3 separate regions of the Homo sapiens genome follow, and regions 2 and 3 are each linked to region 1. The links are chromatin loops, found by intact Hi-C in ENCODE. Cell type or tissue: heart left ventricle. All regions are shown on one strand.

What was found. A loop is a pair of places that touch in the nucleus more often than their neighbours do. Peaks named below come from ENCODE experiments on the same cell type or tissue, not always from the same donor. Only the 100,000 strongest peaks of a DNase experiment are listed, where the experiment ranks them.
Region 2: a loop joins it to region 1, with 7 times the contacts of the local background. A loop is called at or near these places in 39 of 110 quality-filtered maps.
Region 3: it touches region 1 in a loop (16-fold over the local background); 11 of 110 quality-filtered maps call a loop at or near these places.

The regions. Positions count from the first base shown.
Region 1 is chr17:34,359,706-34,364,705 of GRCh38, forward strand. CCL1 (C-C motif chemokine ligand 1) reads right to left here and starts at 3,528. Exons shown (of 3, transcript NM_002981.2): 1 at 3,381-3,528; 2 at 2,080-2,191; 3 at 623-956. The coding sequence starts at 3,456. The coding sequence ends at 854. In heart left ventricle, CTCF peaks have their summits at 1,975 (motif pointing left) and 2,174; DNase peaks (open chromatin) are centred at 1,936 and 2,323.
Region 2 is chr17:34,304,170-34,309,169 of GRCh38, forward strand. No RefSeq gene overlaps it. Among named protein-coding and RNA genes, the nearest start is that of CCL8, 13 kb to the right of the region's middle. In heart left ventricle, a CTCF peak has its summit at 2,458; no DNase peak of the experiment used is centred here.
Region 3 is chr17:34,169,119-34,174,118 of GRCh38, forward strand. It overlaps LINC01989 (long intergenic non-protein coding RNA 1989), which reads right to left. Exons shown (of 6, transcript NR_110748.1): 6 at 258-441. Among named protein-coding and RNA genes, the nearest start is that of LINC01989, 12 kb to the right of the region's middle. RefSeq lists a silencer at 2,301-2,410. In heart left ventricle, a CTCF peak has its summit at 2,290 (motif pointing right); a DNase peak (open chromatin) is centred at 2,352.

The sequences.
Region 1 (5,000 bases):
TCCAGATAAGCTGGGTGGGCATCTCAATCAGACCCAGAACCTACCCATGCCTGGACACCCACTGAGATCTTCCTCAAGAAGAGATGGGCACTGCTGACAACAGCAGGGCCTGTCCCCCAGATCTGGTACCACACTGCATCAGGCAGTACACTTGGCAATGTGGGACACCTGGAGGAGTTGTCCTAGGAGGCAACAGCTCTAGGCTCTAATGCCAGATCTGCCCCTGAATTGCTGCATCTCTCTTTAGCCCTCAGTCACCTCATCTATAAAATGGGTTTAGCAACATTTTACAGGCAGACAACCTCACATGATCCCCTCCAGCTAGGGCAGTTGTGATTTGGTGATAACATCACCCCCCAAGCCCTCTGGGCAGGGCAGGGAGAAGAAGAGTCCTGCACCCAAATGTGGATCCAGCTGTGAACCCCAGCTTTCTGTTCCACTGTACCACTCCTGGCAGCCAAATCTGGAGGCAGAGAATCTGCACCACCACCCTGACTCAAAGCTTACACCCCAGGACAAAGGCAGTCACTGAGAGCTAGTGAGTCACTTATTAGCCCAGTTCCCCTGGCACCAGGTGCAACATGTCTCCCTCCTCCTGACCCATCCTTCAGCCCCTGGCTCCCACCTCTCAATGCCAATCAAGTTTTCACTCTGAAATCCAAGAGACCCAGAGGGTTGGGGGTTGATGATTGTATAATTTAAATGTTTAAAGTGCAACAACATAGCTTATCAAGACCAAGCAGATCCTCTGTGACCTAGCAAAAGCAGGGCAGAAGGAATGGTGTAGGGCTGGTAGTTTCGGGGACAGGTGAAGCCATGTGGTTTCCAGAGCCCACAATGGAAAGAAATCTGCTCATTTTCTTTTTGACGGGCAGTGCCTCAGCATTTTTCTGTGCCTCTGAACCCATCCAACTGTGTCCAAGGCGCAGGCCTCTTTGCCTCTCTTCAGCTTGAATCTGTGAACAGAGAATAAGAGAGAAGGCTGAGCCACCCAAGCCACCACTGGGTGGGCAACGCACAAGCCCCGCCTCCTCCGGCTGCCAGGTCCCCTAAACTGCTCTTGCTAGGCCTTGGGCTCCCCTCTGTAAATGAAGTTGCTGCACAGGATGTGTGGTTTGCACGCTGGGGAACAGCCAAAGCACCAGGAGCTTATGAATTGAATTTCCTGGACCCCTCTCCTGGTTTCAATTTGGTGTATCAGGGTGGGGCTGAACAGCCTGAAAACATTCTGACGATTAGGTGAGATGAGAAATTCCCATCCTGGAATAGCTCTTTGCACCAACTTTAATGTTTCTGTGTCCATCTGGGGCCTTACTTGTTGCGTTGGACTCATGTGTTTGTGTGTGTGTGTGTGCGCGCGCCTTGTGTGTGTGTGGGTGTGTGTATTTTTCTCTTCTGATCTGTCTACTTCCTAAACTGGACTATTGTCCAATCTATAGACCAACTCTATCTCTTACTCTCTGGTTGATCTTAGACAAATATCTCTACCTTCCTGAACCTCACTTTTCATGATAACAAAAATATGTGCCCCAAGAGGATCGACAGAGAGAATATACATGAAAAAGCCTTAAAATACTGACTGGTTTGTGAAAGCTACTCCAATTAAGTTTGTAAAGACCCTGTGATACAGCTATGTTTATGACCCTTCACAGATAAGGAATACAGAAGGATACACAGACAATTCAGTACAAAGGAGTTACCTGTCCACGGTCACCCAAGACTATGGGTTCCAAATCCAGGGGCAGGAACTCATCCTGGTTCCCTTGCTCTTTCCAGTGCACAATAACCCCTCATGCTTTTGTTAAACCTCTGAGCTCATAATGCTGGGATACAATACTTGGCACCTTGGAGTTTCAGGAAACACAAGCCACTGCAGGAGCACAGATGCATCCTTCCTCACACCTGCTAGGAAGCTCAGCGCTCCCTCTAGCGCCCAAGTGTGGCTTGCACCCAGGTGCTGGCAGCTCTGGGTTTAGAAACCTTATTCTGGTAAAATACTGTCATCTAGTGTCTACTCTTGTAATTCCAGGCTGGCGGGGTTCTGTTCTCTAGGGAGAGATTGAGCAGGTGATCACTTACATTAAGCCCTCATTGGAGCAGATGGAGCTGGTATTTCTGTAACACAGGATTGCCCTCAGGGGAATCTCTTGCTCCGCAAATGAGAAGCAACATCTGGAGAAGGGTACCTGCACTAGAAGAGGAACACAGACGATGGTTTGCATCCATTTCTCAACCTCTCACCTGTAGCACAATTTTTAAAAAACAAACAAAAAAACGCCTCCCAGGACAAGCCCTGGCTTGGGGACCACATCCAGACGGTGCCGGCATAGCTCTGCCTCATCAGCCACCTTGTTCTGGGGCTAGGTAAAGAGTCAGAAGATTGGGGTTCAGATCTGAGCTCCCCGCACCCCAGCTGAGTGGCCCTGAGGAAGATGTGCCTTCACCCTGGCCCCAGACTTCCCATCTGTAAAATAAAACTTTTTGGAGCCTGGTTTCTAAAGGCTCATCCAGTTTTGGTATTTCACCACATGTGCATGGTTCTGCCCCAGTATTCATGTCCAAGGGCTCTGGACCCCACACCCTGGGGACCTGGTTAGTCTGATGCAGGACACAGTGGTCCACAGTTCACAGACCTGATCTGGGGAAGATTAGGAATTGTTCGAGGAGTCCAAACTGATGAGATGACAAGGGAAGAGCTCCCAGGAACTAGCTAGCTGCCCTACTCAGTCTCTTGAATCCCCTCCTGCCCTGGTCCTTAGCTCTTTCCCAGCCCCCAACCCCCACTCTGTCCATTTGTGCATTCTCCTCCCACACCACATCCCGCAAGAGACCTGCATTCCAATCCCAGCTTCTTCCTCCTAGTTTTTCTGTTTGCACCCCCTTTCATGCCTCTTACTAGGTTGGTATTCTCCAAACAGTCTTGGAGGGCAGACATCATCAACTCCATTTCACTGATAGAGAAAGTAGAGTTTGAGAGCTAAAGTGACTTGCCCAAGAGTGACCAATTGTTAGAGCCCGGTCTTGCCTTCTGACTCTACTTGGTGTCTGTCACACTGTAGAAGCTACACCCAGGCTGTCCCCTGGACCTTAGGCCTCCCAGCTTTACCCGAGTAACCTCACAGGTTCCCTTCCTTGGGTCTGGATGAAGCAGAGCCTCCTTGTACTGAAGCTGTCAGTTCAGTTCTCTGTGTTTGCCCCAACTCATGGTTCTCCTACTAGCCCTCACCCCAGCCTGTCCAAGTTCACCATTCCTCCTCTTTAGGTAGGAAGAGGGGAGATAGAGTTGGTGAGTTCAAGGAGAAGCCTGCTCCAACCCCAGAGTGGCTGACCACGTTTCTGCCCTCCCCAGAGAGAAGCAAAATGATGCCTGCCACACTCACTGCTCTTGCTGTCCACATCTTCCGGCCACATCCCAGCTAGCAGCAAGCACACCAGGGCTGTGGTGATGATCTGCATGTCTTCTGGTCTGGCTTGGGCCTTCCTGGAGCAGCTTTGATGAGCCTGGTGAAGCTAAGAGCTCACCACTGTGCCGTCCTGCAATGCTGAGGGCTTTTATTTGAAAAACTCCACCCAAAACTCCAGGCCATGGTGGGAGCCACAAGTGGGAAGCCATAGGGACAGGGAACAGTTGCTCACACCCAGCGACCATGTGGTAAACTCCTTTCCCCACCTCTCCTGGCTGGTATTCGTGGTGGTGATGGATTGATAGGTTGCATTGGGAACTTCCCTAAGTGTGGGAGCAGATAAGAATCTTGAAAAAGTGCGTGGGAACTGTCCTGGTTGAGTGGGAAGCAAAGAAAAGTAAGTGAGAGGAAGTGGCCTCTGTGTGGCTTGTCCAACCCTACGTCATTCCATCCAAGTACTACTGCTTCAGGGCAGAAGAGTCTGGACCTGAACAGAGATACACCTGCATTTGAATCCCAGTTCTGCAGAGGAGGGATTACATAAACTTACCCAAATTCATATTCACACAAAATGCAAATAGCAATACATGTCTCAAGGACGTGCGATAAGAATTAAATAACATTCTCTATGTCCAGTGACTGGCCTAGATATTTGCCATTTCTATTTTTTCTATTTTTTTAATCCTCAACAATTTTCAATAGCTTATTCTGTTCTAGGTCCTTGGTTAGCCCCAGAGAAGGCAGTTACCAATGAGGAGCACTGCCTGACCTCAAGCAACTTCTCTTCAATTCACAGATAAACAAGTGAAAGCCACCCAGTGTAAGCACAGAGATAGATGTGTTATGTTTGGGTTACAGAGAGGACTGAGAGCTACTCAGCAGCATCTGAGAGTCCTGCCAGGGGAATTTTCCCTTTTTGTTTTTTTTTTTCTAGAGTCTCACTCTGTCACCCAGGCTGGAGTGCAGTGGCACACACTCACTGCAGCCTCAAACTCCTGGGCTCAAGCAATCCTCCAGCCTCAGCCAGGGAATTTTTCCTTTTTGTTTTTTTTTTTCTAGGGTCTCATTCTGTTGCCCAGGCTGGAGTGCCATGGTGCAAACTCACTGCAGCCTCAAACTCCTGGGCTCAAGCGATCCTCCCGCCTCAGCCTCACAGTGGGTGGAACTATAGGTGTGCACTACCTTGCCCAGATAATTTTTTTATTTTTTATTTGCGTAGAGATGGAGTCTCACTGTGTTCCCCAGGCTGGTCTTGAACTCCTAGGTTCAAGCAATCCTTCTGCCTCGGCCTCCCAAAGTGCTGGGATTACCAGTGTGAGCCACCACCCCAGCCAGGAGAATGTTCTTTAAGCAATATCTCCTGTGTGCTGATGTGGAGAGGGGAAAGCTAAGTAGAGGCAGGGTCTTCTATGAGGACAACAAGGCATAAGGGAGCACACTTCATTTCAAATCATCAGGAAAAGCAGAAGTGTAGGGTCCAAGGAGAGTGACAGGAGTGAGAGAGTGGTTGCAGAGAGATGTGGCTGTACAGCTACAGAGAAGACTGGGTCATAAAGATGTATGCAGTACTCGGAATAAAGAGCACATAGTAGGTGC
Region 2 (5,000 bases), 56 kb before region 1:
TAGCAGTGTGCATCATAGCCATCATGAGCATGTCACATTTTTGCAGAAATCCTGTTTATGGCCAGTTTCTTTAAGGCCTGTTTATGACAGGCTTAGGTCTGGTTGCCAGCAACCTTCTCTAATAAAGTATAAATAACAAAATAAAATTGGGTAGTTATATTTTCTTTCTGAAAAAGATGAAGCTGGAAGAATGAAGCTGGGGGTGAGGGCATGGCTTTAGGAAGTGGAGGTCATGATCCCATCGAATGGCTTTTGACTTGGCTGGTCTCCATGCAGGTTGAAGACAGACAAGACTGCCCTGGCACTGTGATTCTAGTCCCTAATTCCAACCTCCTGGGACCAAGGACTGTGGTCACTTGTTCAGCGTCAGCCCACAGCCATTTCCTTCCTCTCCTGCCCACCACACCTTCTTTCCTACCAGGGGAGCTTTCCCACCCAATCTATAGCAATAGCCTCTGAAATGTTCTCCCTGGCTGCAGTCAGTCCCATTCAACCTATCATGAACTCCAGAGGAACACCAATGGTGAATTGAAACATCAGAGGAAGAGCAGGTGGCAATAGATTCAGTGGTCAGGTTACACTTCTCAGTGAAGAAGAGGCATAAGCAGGACCTCTCTTAAATGATGGGGTGAGATCAAAGGAGAGGTTCGACTGAACTAATTTAGGGTGGACAGAAGAGTAGGCAAGAAGCAGAACTCTTGTCTGGCTGGAATTTGGTCCAGAAATAGGAAAAACATTTTAAAAACTTAGAATGCAAGCTTGGAGCTACATTTTGGAGGGTCTTGAATGTCAACATGGACAGTCGGGTTCAGTTCTGAATGTCATAGGAAGACAATGAAGGTGTGTGAATTAGTGGGGAAGAGACGCAAACTAATCAGAAGTATGCATGATGAAGACAGAGCTTCTGGCTGCCTGAGGATGGAATGTGGAAAGGAGGACCTGAGAGCAGGTATCCGCAATAATCCAGGCAAGAAGGGATGGTAGAGGTGGAGGAGAGGCAGCAGCTCATAGGAAGAATGGGGTCAGCTGGAGCTTACTGAAGATATTTCGTCAAGAGGACACAGTGGGAGGCCTAGGGACCCAGCTCCTAGAACTCACTACCAAAATATCACAAGGCAGTATTGAGAGACATGCCTACCCTGAGCCCCAAGTTCACGTCCCTCTCTCACTAGCCCTGTAAGCCCCAACCGCAGAGCTTTTAAAACATGGATTCAAAAAGACAGGGCCTCCTCTTCCTGGATGACCCCTAAGATTCAACTGCAGTCTATGAGTTTGGCCAGCTCCTTTTTCCAAACGGGGATCCATTTGTATGAAAATTAGCTATAATTTTACCTCCTCACCAACAGTAAAGACCAATAGCAGGGCCAATACCTGCCAGTCTTGGGGAGAGAATGATAGATTCTGTAGAAAGCAGAGCACTCAGAAGCATGGAGCACTAGAAAATCTCACCCTGTGAAGCAGGAGACATTGATGCTGATTGCAGGAGTGGCACTGACTCCCTGAGCATTGTGGAATATCAAATTCTCCTTCTGGGCCTCAGTTTTCCTCTCCATTAAATGGGGATAATGCTGTGTTACAGGCAGCAAGTGAAGGAATCTGGCAGATGATCTCACATGTTTTCCTAGCCCCAGGAACTATGTCTTGGCAAACATCACCACATGCACTGGCTAGAGAAGAGTTGGAAAGGAAAGTATTTCAAATCTGTCTTCATGTACCAGCCAGGACCTGGATTACTGTGAACCCACTCCTTTCTCAGGCATTGCCTGCTTAGACACAGATTTTTCATTAAGGCCCCCCATCCCCACCCCCAAATTCAACAAAAGTCCTGGGAGCAATTAGCAACCAGACAACTTCATTCGTCCTCATGCCAGATCAAGTAGTTCTGTATACTTCCCCTGCCACCAAGATCTCATCTCCAAATACCAATCAGGAGTGAACTCTAAAACTCTAACCAAGTGTAGAAGCACACAGTGAGTTGGAATAAAAAAAAAAACTAAAATATCACCATATGCATTGATACTCAGAAGACCCTCTGGCACTCAGCAAGGCTTGGGCAGGAGGCGGTGGAAAATGGTAAATGCTGTATGTCTCTATGTTGAAGAAGTTCTCAGGCTGTTTTTCCTCCAATTCCCATAGCATGAACCTGTAAACTCAAAGAATTGGAGATGTTGGGGCCTCTAATAGAGCAGTTTCCAGTAGGGACCAGCAACCAGACAGGAATGCATTGCACATCTTTGAGCATTGCATCCTCAGCTCTTTCTTTAGGCTGTGTGTCAGGTAAATCTGTGCAAATCATTTTTTCTTCCATGAAACCCAGCTTACCTTTTGCACTAGACTGATGGTTTCCAAACTGAGTATGAATCAGAATCACCAGGACTACCCCTGAAAATGCAGATTTCCTGGCCTTATCCCAAGATTCTGAGTCAGGACATTGGGTTGTGGAACAGTGCCCCCATCAGGATTTCAACCAGTTTTCCTGGGGATACAGAGGTATAGCTCAGTATAGCACTGGAACACCAATGCTCTCTGAGGTTCCTTTGTTCTCTCACATTTGAGTTCGGACCCCACGGCTTTGAACTTGCATGGCAGTCTTTGGAATGACCTGCCCAAGTCCTGTGTGGCCTCTCACTTCTTCTCCAGTCCTGGATTGCCATAAACCAGCTGTGCGACCTGCTGTGACTTCATCTCTCCCTCTTAGTGTCTCTTTCCATTACTTCTATGACTTTTGTGATCTCTGAATAAATCTGAGATGAAGATGAAGAATGTAGCCATTCTCCAGAACTTGCGATTTGCAGAACATTCTTCTACCTGACCCTGCTATGTTCCTTGGGAATCACTTAAGACAGAGAACAGCTTCCATTGCAGGAGATTTGTTTCTTTTCCAATGCTAATTGATCCCTGTCTTCTACTAGCTTATGGTCTAGACCATGGTCTCACCATTCACCACCTCCTAAATTATGAGCACGTTTTTGCATCCGCTTTAGATAATGGCTAACTAGGAAGGAGTTAGAGAAAAGGAGGAGAGAGAGAAAGGGCAGAATGGCCACCTCCCCAGGGAATGCATTCTGGCTGCTGGAACAAACAACTGCAGGAATTGGGCAGTCTTAAGTTTCATTTTAGTTTTTCACGCTAAGGTTTTTGAAATCCACATTAAAACCAAAACCAAAGGAAGGGAAATTGCAAAACACAGGGACTTTCCAACTGCAGGCTCTGAACCATCTGCAGAACATGAGCATGGTGTCTCTGGGTATGTGTCATACCTGGGATCTTTCTCCTATTCTTTCTGGGGTCCAGAGCATCCTGCACCTCTGGCTGATGTGAAGATCCTGGGGTCTCTTGCTTCCCTGTTTCCGGGAGACTCTTTTTATTTCCTTATTTACAGCACAGGCATTCCTGAAGGTCCATCTCTATCACATGTCTTCATCTGAATGCATGAAGACAATTAAGGGAGTCCTTCTTCAATAGTCCACATCCTGGGTCTCTGTTTAGCATCCTCTGATCACTATATTCTCACTATCAATATCTATAACAATGAGTTTATTAAATACTTACCATATGCTAACACCTCACTTTTCAATGCCCTTTTCCTGTGTCAACTAGTTTAATTCACACCTATTTTGCTGATAGGAAAACAGTGGCACAGAGACCTGAAATAAGCTTTCAAAACATCTAAGCATCCAAATCCTGGCAATCTGGCTACAGAGTCCATTGTTTTAACCACTATCCTGCCTGTCCTACAGCTAAACAGCAAAGAACACTTCTCTGCTGATTCCTAATGCCCTAAGTGTCCAAGTCTCAGATTGGACTCATTTCAAGATGATAATCAATCATAGGAAAATAAAATTGAGAGGAACACAGATAATCTCCTAGCCCACGAATGGCCAACATGTCCCAGAGCTGGGCTCCTCCCTGATCCTGTACTGATGGAGAATATCAGTAAAGAATCACATCACTATTTCTCATGGCCGACATAAGGCCTCATTATCTTTTCCAATAAACCTCTCGAGTTGACACTTGCATTGAAAACCTATTTGACATCCTTGATCTTGTATATCCCCACATTTGATACACGAAGCAGGTGGACCTAAAAATATCTAAATAGGTTCCATGGCTACTAAGCAGGCAAGCTGGGATTAGGCACTTGGCGTACACGCCCTGCATTCTACTAACCCACTTTGCTTTCTCATAATTGACTTTTACCACTATTTTCATTTCTTAGCTCTGAATGCACCTTTGTGTCAAGCCACATCACTGGAGAATGAAAATTTTCTGAGTTTATTTTTGTGTGACACTTGCCATGCATGTGGACTGGGGATTTATATAAACTCAATTTATAAAGAAAACTTGACTCTGTATCAGTGTTATATGAGGCAATTGGCAGGGACAGTCCCAGATGCTTTTGTGTAAGAGTGTAAGTTCCCTCTTGTGAGAGGAAATCCTGAGGTTAGGGATATGTTTCAAGTTCTGGAACTTCAGTATTGTTAAAAGATGATCCAGAGTTTTTTAAAAAAGAAATTAGATAAACAAGAGGTAGAAGATTTAAGGTCTCTTATAAATAAATTTAAAAAAATAATTGAACTCCTGAGCTAAGAAGACTACCAGATAATTCACCAGATAAAAACATAAACCATTGAACATGTACACAAAAATACCAACCAGTAGACACAAATTTAAACAAGCTCATACTGGAATAGTTTCTTTCTGCTAACTTTTAAATTGAGGCATTGGTTTCCTACAATAAAGTTCAAAGAAGTTAAATCACTTTTACATACATATGCCCCAGGAATCACCATCCAAATCAATATTTGCAGAACATTTCTAAACCCCAAAGTCTCCCTCACATTCCCTGCCAGTCAATACCCCACAACATCTAGTCTCAATGCTACCACTATAGGTTAGTTTTGCCTATATACAAAATAATACTTTTTATTAACAAAGTAGCATATACTTTCAGTTAATAATGTATTACTTTTCTATTTCTGCATTAATAAATTACCACA
Region 3 (5,000 bases), 190 kb before region 1:
CAGGAGTGGAAGAATGCTTTTTAAAAAGTAACAAAGTCAGGCCTAGTAGATAGAGTCTGAATGACTCATTATAACATAACATTTTCTCCTGTCTCTCAAAACAGGAGAATTAGCTCACTAACTATTATATAAGCTCTTTGAGGACAGAGAACAAGTCTAATTGAGCATTACATCCTCAAAGACTGGCAGAAATCTCAAAACATCAGAGATGCTCAAAACTATGGAAAGAAAAAAAAATGTCCTCAAAGAAAACTTCAGCGCATATTCTTCTTTTTATTCAAGTATCCACTGATTCACCTTCATGGGCCAGGCTCTTGGGTACAATGTGCATGAGGCAGTTCAAGTCCCCACCATCCTGGGACTTGGTCTAACTAGTGCTTCTGCACAAATGAGCTTCCAACAGTTGTGTATTCTCTGATATTGCAGGATGAACCATAGGCCCTTAAAGAAGAAAAGAAAAAAAAAAGAAAAAGAGTACTTAACAATTGCATTCTTTGTGTTTCTTGCCAGAATGGACCAGAAACTACTAGCAATTATGTTGAAGCCATTAGTGCAAAGCCAATTTGCTTCTAGAGTTACAGTTGCACTCCAGGAACTTGAGCTACACTCCAGAGAGATCATTAGTTGCTGCAGACATGTTACTGAGGGCAGAGGTGTCATTTCCAGTCTGGAATGTCCTCAGTCAAGTGTGGGAGCAGAAAATGGGGGTCAAAATAATTAACCTCATGTGATTTTGGCAGGACTTCTTGCAAAATCACCCATATACACTTAACATTTATTTCAGTTGAATAATCTCAATGTATCAGTTTTATCAAAATATTTCTTTTTCTCTTTTATTTTCCCACCTGGCTGACCTTTTTTTTTTTAATTTTTTTTATTTTTTTTTTCTGGCTTTCAATACAAACACCTTTAACTTACTTTCTTTGATTCCATTCTCCCTTCCCATTCCCAGTAATAGATGATTGTAACTAATGGAACTCACAAGTATTGCTGGTTGATGCCTTTGCTAGGATTTTCAGTACCATAATCCTCTCACCAGATCATAAGTCTCAGGAGAAAACACCTAATTTCTCCCTTTGTAAAACTTTCCTTGACTTCGTTTCAATTAAATCACTTTCACCGACCCCAGGCCTCCATTAACTATATCCATCGAAATCATCTGTTTCACCACTCTGTGTCCGAGGCTGAGGCAGACACCCCGGCAGCATCCCAACTGACCGAGGAGATGACAGAGTGGGGCTGGCAGGGGTTCAGTTATCAACTCTGGGTTCCAATACTGTTTCCACCAGTCACTACTGGAGATGGGTCCTTCAACAGCTCATCGGGAGAATGAGGATAACAACATTTATCAGCTTGTAAGAAATAAAATGGATAAGTATGTGAAGTTTCTATCAGTGTGGATTTTGATGAGCCTTAATTCCATCATCTCCATTCAACAAACATGTCCTGAAATCCACCTATATGCAAAGTGTTGCACACGACATAAGTTTGCCAGCTGGGTGCATTGGCTTACCTCTATAATCCAGCACTTTAGGAGGCTGAGGCAGGAGGATCGCCTGAGCCCAGGAGTTTGAGACCAGCCTGGGCAACATGGTGAGATCCTGTCTCTACAAAAACTTTTAAAACTTAGCCAAGCGCGGTGGCATGTACCTATGGTCTCAGCTCCTCAGGAGGCTGAGGAAGGAGGATTGCTTGAGCCCAGGAGTTTGAGGCTGCAGTGAATTGTGATCACGCTGCTACACTCCAGCCTGGGTGATAGAGCAAGACCCTGTCTCAATAAATGAATAAATAAGTAAAATATTTAAATAAAATATTTAGAACTGGTATGAGATATTTCAGTAATTGGGGTATAATTACAGTCACATATTTTTGTTGTTATTAAATGAATCACTCAAGCCATTTCTTCTAATCAACATGAAGTCCAGAATCTCTCTCCTTGCTTCTTGATATTATTTTATCTTCCCTGTATTTATTCTCACCACTTATCTAAGAGCTCCAGGGCTTTGTCAGTCACTCTTGCTTTACAGGGATGCCCAATCTTTTGGCTTCCCCGGTCCACAACGGAATAAGACTTTGTCTTGGGCCACACGTAAAATACACGAACACTAACGATAGTTGATGAGCAAAAAAAAAGAAAAAAAGAAAAAACATGTTTATAATGTTTTGAGAAAGTTTACAAATTTGTGTCGGGCCACATTCAAAACTGTCCTGAGCGGCGGGCTGGACAAGCTTGCTTTAAAATATCAATCAGGGCCATCTCCTCCAAGGCCAAGTGCAATTGCCCCCAACTACCACCAGAGGTCACTGTGGAAGAATGATCTCATACAGGTCTAGAGACACTTCCCACCACAGCCAAGGCCATGCTGGTGCTGGCCTAGATAACCGCACAGTGGGGAGCTGCGGTTATATTTCCCTTAGTTCACAAGTACACATGTTCAACTGTTGTTACTCAGGTCTATACACTGTGTCAGGGGAACCAGGTGCTGAGACCCTTCCAGACGCGTTTATACACTGAGCTTCAACTAGATCTCCCTGAGCAATCTACCTGGCCCCTTCTCTCCAGTCCATGAACCCTGGTGAGTGCCACCACTCTCTGCCTTGTTTATTCCCCTCATCAAATGTTTCTAGGATCATAGTTACCATCTTGTTCCCTTTCGGCCGTGTGGATCTACAGGATCCATTTGCAGATTGGTCTACACCTTCTCAGGTCCCTACATAATAAAGAGAGACAGCTGCTATTTCTCAAAAAGTGTCTCCAACAGTATCCATCCCTCTTCCTGACAACACACACACAAAGTCCTTGTTACAACCTCAGGAAAATGACTGCCTCTCATAAAAGAAAATGTGGTTGTCCTTCACAGAGAAGGGCCACCGTTTTTTTGTTTTGTTTTGTTTTGTTTTCCCCCTAAATGATTGCTGTTATATCTGGCCAGATGCTCAGTCTTAGGTACTAAAAACACAAAACAAGCAAACAAAACATTGCCCTGGAGAAGCTTAAAATCCAGAGAAGTCAAGAAACTCCCAGACCACTCCAGGCAGGAAGGAATTGCCCCGTTTGATTAATTCTCATCCCATCAGACATGCCTCCAAGGAGACCAAGAAATCCTAAGTACCAAGGACCATGAGAAGAAGATGGCTGAGGAGGCATACAAACAAAAGGAACCTTGAACAAGCAGACCTCTATCATTGCCCTATGGGCTCTTTCTACCTGCTGCACAGACAAAACCAATTCACTGAGACCATGGTACTGCAGTAGAGAAAGAGTTTAATGCAGAGTTAGCTAAGCAGAAGAATGGGAGTTATACCTCAAATCAATCTCCCCAGGAACTTAGAAGCTAGGATTTTCATGGATAATTAGATGGACAGGGGGCTAGGGAATGGATGCTGCTGATTGGTTGGGGATGAACTCATAAGGATTCAGTCCTCATGTGCTGAGTCTGCCTCTGGGTGGGGGCCACAGGACCAGTTGAGTCATGAGTCCCAGATATGGGTGGAGTCATTTGGCTGTCAGAATGCAAAAATCTTGAAAACATTTCAAAGAGCAATCTGAGGCCCCACAATGGTGACATTATCTATAGAAGCAACTGAGGAAGTCACAGATCTGGTGACCTTTGGCCACATGACTCCTGAGCAGCAAGGGATTATAGAAAGGCAAGCTAGGAGACAATGACTAGTAATCCTTTAGCTACATCTACATCTTTGCAGAATTCAGGCCCCTCCCATAATCCTACTCTTGTGGCCTTTCATTAGGCTTACAAAGGAAATTTCATTCCCTCAGCAAGCAGGGGATTCATTTTAGGGAGGAATTATTATCATCCATGCTTCTTCAAAGTTAAATATAAACTAAATTGCTCCTATGGTTAGCTTGGCCTATGCCCAGCCTGTGAGGCTAGAAGGAAGATGGGGTCAACCATGCTAGACTTCTCCCACTCTTGTAATCTTTGCAAAGGCAGTTTCAACCCCACCCCAGCCACCCCATCAGGAGATATAGCCCTTCATGCAGTTTTAGGGAGGAATGAGGTCCATGAGTTAGCTGTGGGTAGGCCAGGAGAAAAGCCAATTTCAGAATCCATCTACCTTTACCATCCCTTGCACATTGTGAGTAAATGCAGAACTAAGGAAGTGAAGTGAGTGATATCAAGGACAAACATCCCCTCACCTTCTAGTTAATTCCTTTTGACAACACAAGGCCTGAGGCACTTCAGCCTTAAACTGCGTTCAATGCCTTTGCTTTATTTCCAGGGAAATGCAGCAAGGATGTTGCCATGATGTGCGTACTCAGGATGTGGGGAAATGCAAGGAGGAGGGGTTCGAAGGCTTTGCATAAATAAATCAAATGAGGTTGAGCAACTGTTGAAATATGAGGAAATTGCTTCCAGCAGTTTAAAGTCTTGGCTTGACTCGTAATTTAACCTTGAATATAGTTTTCAAAAATCATTAAATCCCCAAAGCCTTCATCTCTAGCAGTGATTAGCCATGATGCAGTAAGCAGAAAGTTAATATATTTATGAGAAGGTATGTAATGCACGACAAATCTATTCATTCAGCACTCGTGTAGTGAATACTGACTGATTGCTTGCTCAGTTACTAGCACTGTGCTAAGTGCTGAGAGGTAGGATAGTGAACAAACACAGCCTCCTTCCCCACAAGGAGCTTACAATCTAATAGCAGGAGGGGACAAGGAGTCAAAATTTATGGAATACTGCTGCATGCCAGAAATTCTGCTAGGAATTTTTCACACATTAACCCCTGCAAGAACCATGCAATTTTCCCTGTATTATATATTAGTCAGGTGGTGCAGCTGTCTGGGGTAAATACCCAGGGTTCATCATCTCACGCCAAGAAGATGATGGACACGGGCACACACAAGGAGTGAGTTTAGGAGTGGAGATTTAATAGGCAAAAGAAAGAGAAAAGAGAACAGCTCTCTCTCTTGTGAGAGAGAGGGCTGCTTGAATGGGAATTCTGGCCCATGGTTGAGTGCACCAGATTTTATAGAC